Regions from separate parts of the Homo sapiens genome. Here regions 1, 3 and 4 are each linked to region 2. Evidence: chromatin contacts called from ENCODE Hi-C or POLR2A ChIA-PET data. All regions are on one chromosome and are shown on one strand. Each heading gives the region's core, a stretch centred on a gene start or an enhancer-like site at or near the end of the contact. The rest is flanking DNA. Distances are from core to core; before and after follow the strand shown. Region 1 overlaps TCF12 (transcription factor 12). Region 2 holds the start of TCF12-DT (TCF12 divergent transcript). Region 3 has its middle 72 kb from the start of ZNF280D. Region 4 overlaps TCF12 (transcription factor 12).

Region 1 (3,043 bases), core at 435-2,934, 98 kb before region 2:
AAAAAAAAAAAAAGAAAGAAAATTAGACCTTCTCACATCTCCTGAGGTTGCTTACAGTTTAACTGGTGGGTTTTAAAAAATATTACCAATAATTCTGCACTGAACATCTTTGTATGCCTATTTTGATATACCTACTTTGTATACCTACTTTTGCACATATATTTAAAGTAAACAATGTTGGGCTAGCATGCTAAAGCAGGGCCCTGCAAACTTTTTCTTAAAGGAACAGTTAAGAATTATTTTTGGCTTTGCCCATATGGTTCTGTTGCAACTACCCAATTGTGCCTTGTAGTGCAAAAGCAATGATAGGCAATACCAATAAATATTGGTGCGGCTATGTTACAACAAATCTTCATTTACAAGAAATAAGCAGTGAGCCAGATTTGTCTCAAGGGCGATAACTTGTGACTCTCCTTAAGTCAGCTAGAGGGCATATACATTTAAATGGCATTGCTAGGCTGAAGGGTATATGCCTTTGAAATTTTTATTTACTTCTCAAATGGATCTTTTATTACATGGGGCTACGAGGCCCTCAAATGGACACTCTAGAGAGAGCACCCATAATCTCAGTGTCAACTGTGTCAAGGGCCTGAGATTTTGCCCTACTTGTAAACTAACAAGGTAGCCTGCCACCCTTTCAAGGATGAAGGTAGAAGACAGGAGACTCAGATCAGAGACAAATGACTTTATTAGTCACATCCCAGCAAGAATATATCAGCATATTTGCATCAGTTCCCTTATCCCCACTGTCATGACAGCAACACGGATGAGCCCAAATGGATGTCTGCATGCCCAGTGCGTTTACAGGAAAGGAAGCCTGAGTTTAGGAAGCCCAGATCTATAATGCACAGTAAGTATGGCTGACTTTTGCTCTGGAGAGATAAATTCTCTCTCCATATACACAGTAAACATACCTGCCCTTTGTTCCAGAGGGAGAAACTATGTCTACTTTCCATGGCTGTTTAGTATACAAGCATCCTTGAAAGGACAGTCCAAAACAAAGGCAGTCAGTGCTTCTGCTTGTAAAACATGGAAATGCAAGAGGCCCAAGGAAAATCACCTTCTAACAATATGTACCCTTTGCTTCTACATTGTCTTAGGCTCCCAGTCAATTTTTCTATAAGTATGCCATTCTATCAACCAAGCTGATTAATCTGACCAACAAAGGGAGGACCAAATGTATTTAATTTGCCTTATGAATTATGTAATTAAGGCTACTACAAACAGGAACTCTGAGCAGCAAGGTGAGGTCAATCTACAGTACTGACTTCCACTAGGTCCTCTAGGGTCTTGGACAAAATCAGCTAAACAAATCCCATAAACCATCAAAGTCTACCTTAGAAATTCAACTGGCTTCCTCCTCATGTTTCTGTGTTGACCTTTCCACTTAAACTAAAGCATTAATCCAGGTATAGGAAGATGCATTGGCAATTACACAGAATCTACCTTGTAATCTGTCTGGCCCATGAAGAAGTCCCAGGCAATTCTATCATACATAACAATTCTGGCTAGTGACTTGATGCTGACCTGAATACCTTTTAGAGATAAAATCCTAACACTAATCATTTCAGCTGAAGTCAGGGACTGATTTCATAATACCTATCCTAACCGGATGACTCCATCCTAGAGATAAACTACCTGCAGGGTACACGTAAATAATGAATGAGTCAGCCCCTCCAGGAAATTCCCCCAAGTAATCTAGGTTAGCCTGATTTTGGAGAAATCTCAGCAATCATATGAGAACTATATGATGTTTCCTTAAATACCTAAAGGTCTCTTAAAATCACTCTTACAATACAAGTCATTATGTTTCTGGTAAGGGGGCAAATTAATGTCTGGCTTCTATATAAGAACTAAGGGACCAAGAAGTCATGAGATCGCCCTGGAAAGAAGTGTTGTTTACAATGGTTGGAACTCCACAAGTAAGATATAAATCAGTCAGGGCACAAGCCCACAGTACTTCAAACAAGGTCTTCCATCAGAATAGTGTGGCTTAGCATTCTTATTTTAGTTCAAATAACTGAGTCTCTAAGTCCTTGTTTTTTTGGAGAAACTGTCTAAGAAACATGACATGGGGCTATGTAGCCCACAAATGGACACTCCAGAGACAGCACCCATAATCTCAGTGTCAACCATGAAGGGCCTGAGATTTTGCCCTACTTCTAAACTCAGCCAAACCTCAGCCAGCCAAACCTCTCCTGTTTGTCCACACAACAGCAAGGTGGCATTCAGCCACTTTATGGAATAACTGAGCAATGGCTACAAAAATGGGGGTGGGCAAGACATCTGAAGATATTGACAGCTATTTTGCATGGAAGGTTAGAGTGCTGGGGCCATCATTGGTTATGGGGAATGAAAACCAAAACATGGGCTGAGCCATCTGGAAACGGGTGGGAGACTTAGCACTATGTTAAATTTAAAGCATCTGAATTTTGGTTTTGGTTTTTCACTTAAGACAAGGTCTGGCTCTATCGCCCAGGCTGGAGTGCAGTGGCACAATCTTGGCTCACTGCAACCTCTGCCTCCAGGGCTCAGGTGATCCTCCCACCTCAGCCTCCTGAGTAGCCAGAATTACAAGTATGTACCACCATACCCGGCTAATTTTTTATTTTTTGTAGAGACAGGGTTTCGCCATGTTGGCCAGGCTAGTCTTGAACTCCTGAGCCCAAGCAATCTGCCTGCCTCACATCCCAAAGTGCTGGAATTACAGGTGTGAGCCACCACGCCTGGACTATTTAAGGCACTTGTAACTGTTGATAATAATCTCCTCCTCAGACTCAGACCCTTCATCTGGAAGAGTCACTGCAAAAGAAACGAGAACATTAATAATAATAATAATAATAACAATAATAATAATAATAATAATAATAATAATAAAGGTCCAGAGAACCATTATACCTCCCCACCCCCATATCTTGACCCATAAGGACCACTGTAGGGAAACTTAGTTATCTGTATATTCACCAAATGGTTATCATACTTCTGACCTGACTGTCAACCCTGCAGAAGAATCTGAGTTGTTGAGCCAGAAATAATTCTTAAT
Region 2 (3,014 bases), core at 174-2,673:
GGATTCATCTTCGGCCACTTCTAGCAGGTCCTAGGGCAGAGGAAACGGGCTCAGCGAGAGACCACCGAGGCCCAAAGTGTGTGAGGGAACAGAGAGAGGTACTGGGGAAGATTACGCAAGAGCGCTGGGGGCGCCGGGATGACTTCCAGGACCCCGACTCGCTCCCACCGCGGCGCGAGCAAGGGGCGGGAGGGCTCAGTGCCCGCGCCGGGTCCCGGAATCCACGCGTTCCTCGCCGCGGCCCGAGATCGACGCGGCGGCTCCCGCAACTCGCCGCCTCTCCCCCAAGTTTCCGAGCCAGTCTCTGCCACCTCCTCGGCGCCCCCTGCTCCGCGCCGCCGCCGGGTGCTCCGCGCGCCGGGCCCGGCCGCGGCTGGGGTCTCGAGGAGCGGGGTGAGGGGCAATTCGGCGTCCAGCGAGCGGAGCGGCGGCGAGCGGAGATGCGAAGTGACTCACTCGCTCGGCAACAATAGAACTGACAAGTTGCAGGGAACGCGCCGCTCGCAGGCCCGCGTCTGCGGCCGCCGCCGCCCGGACGTCCCCGGCGGGCCCAGGAGGTCGGAAAGCACCCCCAGCTCATCCAAGGGGCGTTTTTAAACAGAAAACAGAAACCCCGACAACTAGTCTCGCTCTCGGCCGGCGTCCTCCTCCCCAGGCTCGGCCTCCTCCCACTTTTGCTGCCCTGCCCCGGACCTGCCGAACAATGAGCCTGGCTCCGCGGCCGAAGCCGCCCGATCTCCCGCGCGCCCCGGAGCCTGGGCGCCGGCCCGAGTCGGGCACCGAACGGGGCGCACAGGCCGAGCGCGCCGCCAGCGGGCCTGAGCGCCCGCGACTCGAGCCTCCGCCCCCACTCCGCTCCCCAACTTGGAGGGGACCCCGGGTTTCGCGCTGTACAAAGGGGCGCGGAGTTGAGGCGGGGGACGGGGGCGCCCCCACTCCGGCAGGGACGCGGCGGCGCCCCGCAGCCCCCAGCCCCGCCGCGCCGCCCCACTCCCGCTCGCTAGCCCGCAATTACCTGCCGCCCCGTCTCCGCATCCAACCACCCCGATTAAAGTTCACTTTGGCCGGGAGAACGGGCTTGGGCTTCCCCTTGCACCGCCCAGCGGCTCGGTTCACTTTGCCCCGCACGAGCTCTCGGGTCTGGGAGGGGGAGGCGGCTTTCGGGCCTGGCCGCCCCTTCCTCCCGGGGCGGGCTGTCGGTCCCCCCGAATAGAACTTGTGGGTCTCTTCAGGCGGACATTTTTTTCGCTGAGGCGGCCTCACCACCGCGCTCGGCTCGCCTCCGGATCCCTCCGCGCCGGGAAGAGCCGCGGGTTAACCCTTCCCTCCCCGACCCGCTCCGCCGCCTAGGAAGTGGGGCCGGCAGAGGGGGCGGGGAGGAGCTGTCGGGGACTGGGAGGAGCCGCACCGCGGCGGGTGGACAAAGCCCGCGGTCGGGTGAGGCGGGACGGAGTTGGGGCCGGTGGGGAGGGGCATGAGGCGCTCGCAGGCACCTCGAGAAGCAGGCCCCGACCGCTCGCCGACGAAGCCTCGTCCGGGCCTCCTGGGAGCGGGGTGGCAGGTACCGTGGCGCCTCCTCGCGTTGGTCTTGCTGGTTCTCGGCCCCCGAAGCGGAGCGACGGAGACACAGCTGTGGAAGCATCTGGATCCGCTGCCCAGGTCCCCGAGCTTCCCGGAACCCGAGGCCGCAGGACACTGAAGGCTGCCATTCCCGAGTAGGTCACGCTGGACGCCACCCTAAGCTGGGCCCAGAGGCTCCCGTCCAGGAGGGCTGCAGTCGGCGCAGACACCGCGCGTGTGGAGACGGGAGACCCATCCTCCTCGGCCGTTCCGAGAGTAGGCGCGGCCGGTCAGATTCGATGCAGAGCCGAATGCGGGAGAAAGGGCAAAACGTACCTCAAACCAGACAAAGCCTTGTGAGCTTCAGGTTCTCAAATACCCCACTCACCCAGACCCCACATCTCCAGTCAGCCCCTCGCACCCAAATCCCATTCGGAGCAACCGAACTGCACGTGGGACTAGTTCTTGGGAATGGATCAAGCCAGTCTCTTCATCTAACGGAGACAGCCCTGGGTGGCTCTGTCACACAGCCACTGTCTTGTGCACAAGTTCTGAACTTGGCCTCAGAGAAGCCCCAGAGTAGAAAGAAGACAAAATAAGCCCCAGTTCTTCGATTCTGGGCTGAAGTGAGATTTTCTTGAATGGCAGCCATTGTTTTGCCTCTTAGGTAAGTGAGTGCAGTAAAGACCGGTAAGGCCCACGCAGAAGAAACACTGAGGAAAGAAGACACTTCCAAAGTAACAAATGGGAGGAAGCAGCCAACGCCCGAGGACAACATGGCAAGAAGGAGCCTTTGGATTCCGGACTGGGATGGAAAGAGAGGTAGATTCAGCTACCATATGCCATTACTGTAGTTAGTACAGTTGTCTCTATATCCGTGGGATTGGTTCCCAGACTCTGGATTTTCTAAGATGTTCAAGTCTCTTACATAAAAATGGTGTGTTTCCCCATATACTTTAAATCATATCTAGATTACTTATAAAACCTAATACAATGCAAATGCTATGTGAATAGTTGTTAAGGTGTATTTAGGAAATAATCATCCAAAGAAATCTCTATATTTTCAGTACATTTTCAGGCTATATTTTAGGCTCTATATTTTCATGTATTTTCAGGCCTGGTAAGCCTAACTACATTTTTTGTTTTCAGTTGATTGAATCCCGGAATTTGGAAACCCCAGATACGGAGGGCGGACGGTACAACCGGAGCTGTCAGGTGGATTTCCAAGGCTTTGCATTGGCTGTACCTGAAACTTATGGTGGCCTAGACTCCCCAGTATCCACTCTTCCTTATCTTGGTAAACAAGCCCAGTTCTGAGTCACATCCCTGCTCTGCCTACTTACAGGGGCATGTGGTCCCAATCTAAGCAACGTAGCATAATTCCAACCTAAATCAGCAGAATCCCATTCCCTGCCACAGTTATTGGCTGGCAATGAGCGTAACATATTTGGGCC
Region 3 (2,896 bases), core at 34-2,533, 110 kb after region 2:
ATTTTTCATCTTCCAAAACTTTTTTCATCCTTAAAACTTTTTTCATTTTCCAAAACTGAAACTCCATATCCTTAAACAATAACTCCTGTGGCCTCCTCCCTTAGCCCCTATCACCATTCTACTTTCTGTCTATATGGATTTGACAAATCTATGTACCTCATATAATTGGAATTATATGATATTTATCTTTTTGTGACTGGCTTATTCCACTTAACATAATTCTTTAAGATTCATTCACGTTGTAGCATATGTCAAAATGTGCTTCTTTTTTAAGGCTGAAAAATATTCCATTGTATGTGTATACCACATTTTGTTTGTCTGTCTATCAATGAGTTGCTTCCACCTTTTGGAGATTGAGAATAATGCTGTTATCAACAGGGGTGTACAGAAAATATTTTATTATTTACTTACTTTTTGAGACAAGGTCTTGTTCTGTTGCCAGGCTGGAGTTCAGTGGCATGACCTTGGCTCACTGCAATCTCTGACTCCAGGGCTCAAGTGATCCTCCTACCTCAGCCTCCCGAGTAGCTGGGACTACAGGTGTGGGCTGCCACGCCCAGCTACTTTTTGTATTTTTTGTAGAGACTGGGTTTTGCTATGTTGTGCAGGCTCGTCTCGAACTCCTGAGCTCAAGCAATCCACCTGACTCCACCTCCCAAAGTGCTGGGATTACAGGTGTGTGCCACCACACCAGGCCAGAAAATATTTTTAAAGACTGCAGATTCCTTAGATGTTCTAATTTACTGACTCAAGTCTTGAAAGTGGGAGAGGCAGGGTGGGGAGCAATTTGGAAGATATATTTTAAATGTTTTCCAGGTGATTTGGAGTACAGATAGTATAGTCCTTGAGTTGTCAATTGGAAGTCACTGATACCACACGGTGAGTACTACTTGTACTAGTCTACAGGTATAGAAAAAAACAGAACAATAAGGTTATGACGTGAGAGCTTTTTGTGTTGTTGAAAATGAAAGAGAAGTTGAATTTGGCAAAAATGAGAAGGGAGGGCATTTCAGGTTGGAGAAAAAATTAATTAAGAGATATAAACATTCTGATTTTAAAGTAGTTCCCACTTATCTGTGGTTTCACTTTCTGTGGTTTCAGTTACCCACAATCAATTGTGATCTGAAAATATTAAATAGAAAATACCAGAAATAAATAATTCCTATGTTTTTTATAGCATTCTATCCTGAGTTTTGTGATGAAATCTCACACTGCTCTGCTCCATGCTGCCTGGGACATGACTCATCCCTTTGTTCGGTGTATTCACGCCGAATATGCTGCCTGCCCATTAGTCATTTAGTAGCTTTTTGATAATGAGATCAACTGTCGTGGTATCACAGTGCTTGCGTTCAAGTAACCCTTATTTTACTTACTAATGGCCCTAAAGTGCAAGAGTGGTGATGATGGTGGATATGCCAAAGAGGATCCATAAAATGCTTTCTTTAAGTGAAAAAGTGTAAGTTCTCCACTTAAAAAAGAAAAAAAATTACATACCGAGATTACTAAGATCTACAGTAAGAATGAATCCTCCCTCTGTGAAATTGTGAAGAAGGAAAAAGAAATTCATGCATAGTACACTTGCATGTTTAGTACTATCTGTGTCTTCAGGCATCCACTGGGGGTTTTAGAACGTATCCCCCACGGTAAGGGGGATACCGCATTTTTCTAGGTGTCTCTAATTGTGCTGTCACAGCTCTTTCCAAGTCTAGACTCATGAAATATATATATTTTGTTCAACTATTATTGAAAACAACTAAGTATTGTTCCACTAAGAATATAATAAATTTTGTTGTATTTATGAAACTTCCATTAGAGCAACAACATTGTTAGTTTAGCCTTCCCATACATTTCTGTTTTTTTCTCTGGAGTGAAGATAGAACAGCAAGGGAAAAAAAAACTGATGCAGTAATATGACCTCTTAAAACTGAAATTCATCTAAAATGGTCTTTTGACCATGATGGACTGCGTAAGTTGTAATACAACAAAATCATTTCAAAATCTTTTTTCCAATAGCTGCACGTGTATATTATTTGATCCAACACTGAAACGAAATTGCAAACATTTTAACAGCTTCTTTGTTGCAGCTCTGAATCAGAAGGGGAAACTTGCCAGAAATCCTGGTTTTTTTTTCCCCAAATCATTCCATCCACTTCTAAATTAATGCATTGGTTGTATTCTGCCCCCTTTGGTTGAATTACATTAAAGACAAATTTATTCTTTAATCTTCTACAATAAAAAGATGTTAATTCCACTATTTAATTTATTTTCTAGATAAAATAATATGTGTTTCTGATACATCTGTTTTTAAATTTTCCCATTTTTATAAGTTGCTTGGATGTGACCAGGAAAATTCCTCCTACGATGGCTTTAAAATAAATTTTATTAACCTATTTTCATTTTGTGAGTGAACCAGTGATATTTACTATGACTTTCTTCTTCCTTTCAAGTATAATTCAAGTTGTTATTTGATAGTGTGTTGTTAACTGAAACTTATGGAGAGTTTCTTACATGTAACTTAGAGTTAAGTGAGAGAGACAGACATTTATGAAATAATCTCACAAATATTTTTATAAGTACCAAAATTGAATCCTTCCTGGACTTTCAGAGTGAATATTAAGGGGATTTTGTCTGTTTAAGGGGTCACGAAAGGAATTTGAGCTGAGAGTTAAAGCATAAGTAAGACAAAATGCATAATATTGGGTGTGTGGGAGGCCAGGAAGGTTTCAGGAAGAGGGAAGGGCATGAACAAAAGTTAAACATAGGCCTCTGTGGCTAGAGCTCAGGCAGCAAATGCAAATGTGCTTCAAGCTATATTAAGAACTTTGCCTTTATTCTACGTGCAATAATACATTAGCTTGGATGAATAATAGCTAAGAACCTTTCGGTTGCCAGTAAT
Region 4 (2,769 bases), core at 264-2,763, 67 kb before region 2:
ACAACACATCTTACAAATCTAACGAGACAATTTTGTCATTCATTTTGGGCTAGGGTTTTCTTTTTTAAAAAATGCAGACAAGTATTTAGTAAATTGTGTTTAAAAGATACTGTGTATATAAGGATATACATAAGGATACATAAAGTAACTTCTGTTGTGAACAGCCTCTTTTTAAAACTTTAATTTTACTCCAAAAGATATGCAGGAATGTAATACATTATAAAACTTCTGGAAGATTTCTATTTCTGGTTTCTGCCATAATAAATAGTAGGGGTTTAAGCTGAGCTGCTTTTTTGACTTAAAAGATTTTTACACAGTCAGCTACTTACAACAGGACATACTGTAATACCAAAATGGAAACTACTTAATCAACATTTCCTCAAGAAAACACAGATCATACATAAAAGCCTATAAGTGTAAAGTTTTATTTCAAAAAGTAGCATTTACATTTTATTTATCAACAGAAGCTCAAATTTTTTCTCTGGTTTTGTCACCATATTCAGTTAATTTTGGTCAACATTGATAACATACACACCAAAAACCAGAAACGTAAGCAGCAATATAAGGTAATTTATTTATAATGTTAAACAAAAGCATACTTTCTGTAACCAACACAGACTGCTGGTTACAGAATAATTATGATCCTGTTCTCATGCTATGTCTTTTTAAAACTGTTTCTTTAAAGGATTTAAGCCATTCAGAAAACCCAACAGTTTGTGAATCACCCAATACAAAAAATTTCTTATTTCAAGTTTCAAATTGTAGTCATCTATAGCATTACAAAAGAACTGACAAAAGATCAAAAACTGCTGGGTGATCTCAAAATATCCCTCTTCCCTTTCTGTCCACTCCTCAAAACACAGTTTAAATTGATAAAAATTAAAACCTCTTAACTGAAATTCCTTCAGCCTCACAGTTGGTCCTGTTGGTTTTACTACGTATAACTTCTATCATCTAAGAAAATTTGCAGGAAATAAATTTTTAGTCACTGAGTTCTTCATTTAAATAGGAAAAACAATTACTCAGAATTAAACACGTTATTGTAATAGGCTTCATGAGCTTTGGTGTCCTAAAAAGAATCATTAAAACTAGATTTCATTAGGTAGGTACTATGGGGTAAATAATGATATACTCTAAGGACCAGCTTTTCTTCACTAAATGCTATCTGTTCTGTAACCTTAATTTACATGGCTCAAATTTATTCATACATTTTTATAAAGACAGGAACTACGGTTATAAGCACACTTATTTTGCTCTTTGGTATGAAAAAGTAGAGTTTGATAATGCCAATTTGCTACCATCTACGTATCTGGATAAATTAACCAGCTAAGTCAAAATAAGCCATGGTATACATATGAAGATTGGTAGGCCCGAGGGAAGTAACTAATTTAGTAGCCAAAATTAGTTTGGCTTCTGACTCACAATTTTAGTAGTCAAAATTAGTTTGGCTTCTGACTCACAATTTAAAATAATCCTTTGCAATATTCTTCATTTAATTGCCTCATTCTTTGTACTTCCTCTTCACAATGTCTAGGCTCACTTCCTAAGAGTTTTCTTGCAGAAATCAGCATTTATTGACCTCTCAAAGAACACACACTTGCTGTTGTCAGCAAAGAACACGGGATTGGAGAAAAAGCATTGTAGAAGCACTGGAAGGAAATAAAAGTGTATCTTCTCATGAAATAATGTTTGTTCAGATCTGGGACCTCAAAGAAATACTGAACATTTTGATATATAAAAAGAAATTATGTGCATTCCAACCCAAGAGTTCATTTCCTCTGACTGATTCAGGGCCTGACTTTTAGTTGCTATAATTGAGTAGAAAGATAATTTCTACCACATTTACTGGTACTTAGATGGTTAAGCAACATTACAGCCTCAGTATTTTTCACGGTGTCTTAGCACAATCTTACAAAGGTTCTTAACAAACAAAAGTACAAGCCTCTTGAGGTCATCTGAGATCTTATGGGACTTTTCATAATGGTAGGGTGTTAATCCCTATGGTCTGGCCTTTCTCCAATTTAAACCATTACCTAAACTGCTTACCTGAACTCCTATTACCTATTCAATTGGCTCACACATCCTTCATTCTCAATCTTGAACCACAGACCTTGCACACATTTTTTAACAGGCAAGGTAAAATGGCTTCTTTGGGTGCTTAACTACTACAGAAAATGTTTCTCACTCCAGAAGAATTAGTAAAACAGCAGTTTAAACTATACTGTGCTATGACCGTTTGAATTTTTTTTACCATTATTTTGTACGGTACACAGAACACTCTAATTGTCTGTGATTTTACATAGTCTTGGAATTTCAAGCTTTTATCTCTGACAAGAGAATTTGTTCATGATCAGCTTACGTGCTAAACACAGCTGTGAAAGTGCAATTAAGGTCTTATTTCACACCATGTTAGGTACCAAACCTGAGCTAGCACAAGGATGAAACAATGCTAACAGGCCCGGTTAACCACTCCCCTTGTCCCAACCATCCACCTTTCTCTCCCTCTCCACCCTTCACACACACACACACACACACACACACACACACACACACACACACCATGCACATGCTTTTCCTAAATTTGTATATAGTTGTATGCACATATATGTATAATGTATAAATGTGTTCACGTGTTTATACACATAATTTCAACCAGAAACATATATGGTTCATAAAGGTGAAAACAGAAGAACAACGTATCTTTCTCTCTTCACAAGAATAGGTTCTACATATCCTAAGAAACACTAAACAAAAAGAGGTCAATAATCC

Evidence for each region. A loop is a pair of places that touch in the nucleus more often than their neighbours do. ChIA-PET counts read pairs that join two places held with the same protein, here RNA polymerase II (POLR2A). Pooled maps may share reads with other maps.
Region 1: a loop to region 2 is called in a map of Calu3, with 2.2 times the contacts of the local background. The contact joins the enhancer-like site here to the promoter of TCF12-DT in region 2. A Hi-C loop is called at or near these places in 2 of 168 maps with a recorded cell type or tissue (Calu3 and posterior cingulate gyrus) and 2 of 50 pooled maps. POLR2A ChIA-PET finds 5 or more read pairs at or near these places in 8 of 52 experiments (A673, AG04450, MCF 10A and 4 more).
Region 3: a map of ascending aorta shows a loop between it and region 2 (1.9-fold over the local background). The contact joins the enhancer-like site here to the promoter of TCF12-DT in region 2. A Hi-C loop is called at or near these places in 1 of 168 maps with a recorded cell type or tissue (ascending aorta) and 2 of 50 pooled maps. POLR2A ChIA-PET finds 5 or more read pairs at or near these places in 2 of 52 experiments (CD8-positive, alpha-beta memory T cell and MCF 10A).
Region 4: a loop to region 2 is called in a map of PC-3, with 3 times the contacts of the local background. The contact joins the enhancer-like site here to the promoter of TCF12-DT in region 2. A Hi-C loop is called at or near these places in 12 of 168 maps with a recorded cell type or tissue (A673, CD8-positive, alpha-beta T cell, HepG2 and 9 more), 20 of 37 single-sample maps with no recorded cell type and 20 of 50 pooled maps. POLR2A ChIA-PET finds 5 or more read pairs at or near these places in 8 of 52 experiments (HepG2, MCF 10A, OCI-LY7 and 5 more).

The regions. Positions count from the first base shown.
Region 1 is chr15:57,014,697-57,017,739 of GRCh38, reverse strand. The region is part of intron 3 of TCF12 (transcription factor 12); the gene reads right to left. Among named protein-coding and RNA genes, the nearest start is that of TCF12, 98 kb to the right of the region's middle. Within about 2 kb of position 1,684, at least 2 of the 41 ENCODE cell types and tissues checked have a DNase peak (open chromatin) inside an H3K27ac peak, as active enhancers do.
Region 2 is chr15:56,916,908-56,919,921 of GRCh38, reverse strand. TCF12-DT (TCF12 divergent transcript) reads left to right here and starts at 1,423. Exons shown (of 4, transcript NR_015419.2): 1 at 1,423-2,382; 2 at 2,710-2,857. TCF12 (transcription factor 12) reads right to left here and starts at 1,278. Exons shown (of 21, transcript NM_207037.2): 1 at 1,016-1,278; 2 at 1-30. The coding sequence starts at 8. RefSeq lists silencers at 239-678, 729-1,018, 1,109-1,158, 1,329-1,458, 1,979-2,118.
Region 3 is chr15:56,804,343-56,807,238 of GRCh38, reverse strand. No RefSeq gene overlaps it. Among named protein-coding and RNA genes, the nearest start is that of ZNF280D, 72 kb to the right of the region's middle. RefSeq lists an enhancer at 237-406. Within about 2 kb of position 1,283, at least 7 of the 41 ENCODE cell types and tissues checked have a DNase peak (open chromatin) inside an H3K27ac peak, as active enhancers do.
Region 4 is chr15:56,984,040-56,986,808 of GRCh38, reverse strand. The region is part of intron 3 of TCF12 (transcription factor 12); the gene reads right to left. Among named protein-coding and RNA genes, the nearest start is that of TCF12, 67 kb to the right of the region's middle. Within about 2 kb of position 1,513, at least 3 of the 41 ENCODE cell types and tissues checked have a DNase peak (open chromatin) inside an H3K27ac peak, as active enhancers do; they include A673, where a contact is called at or near this core.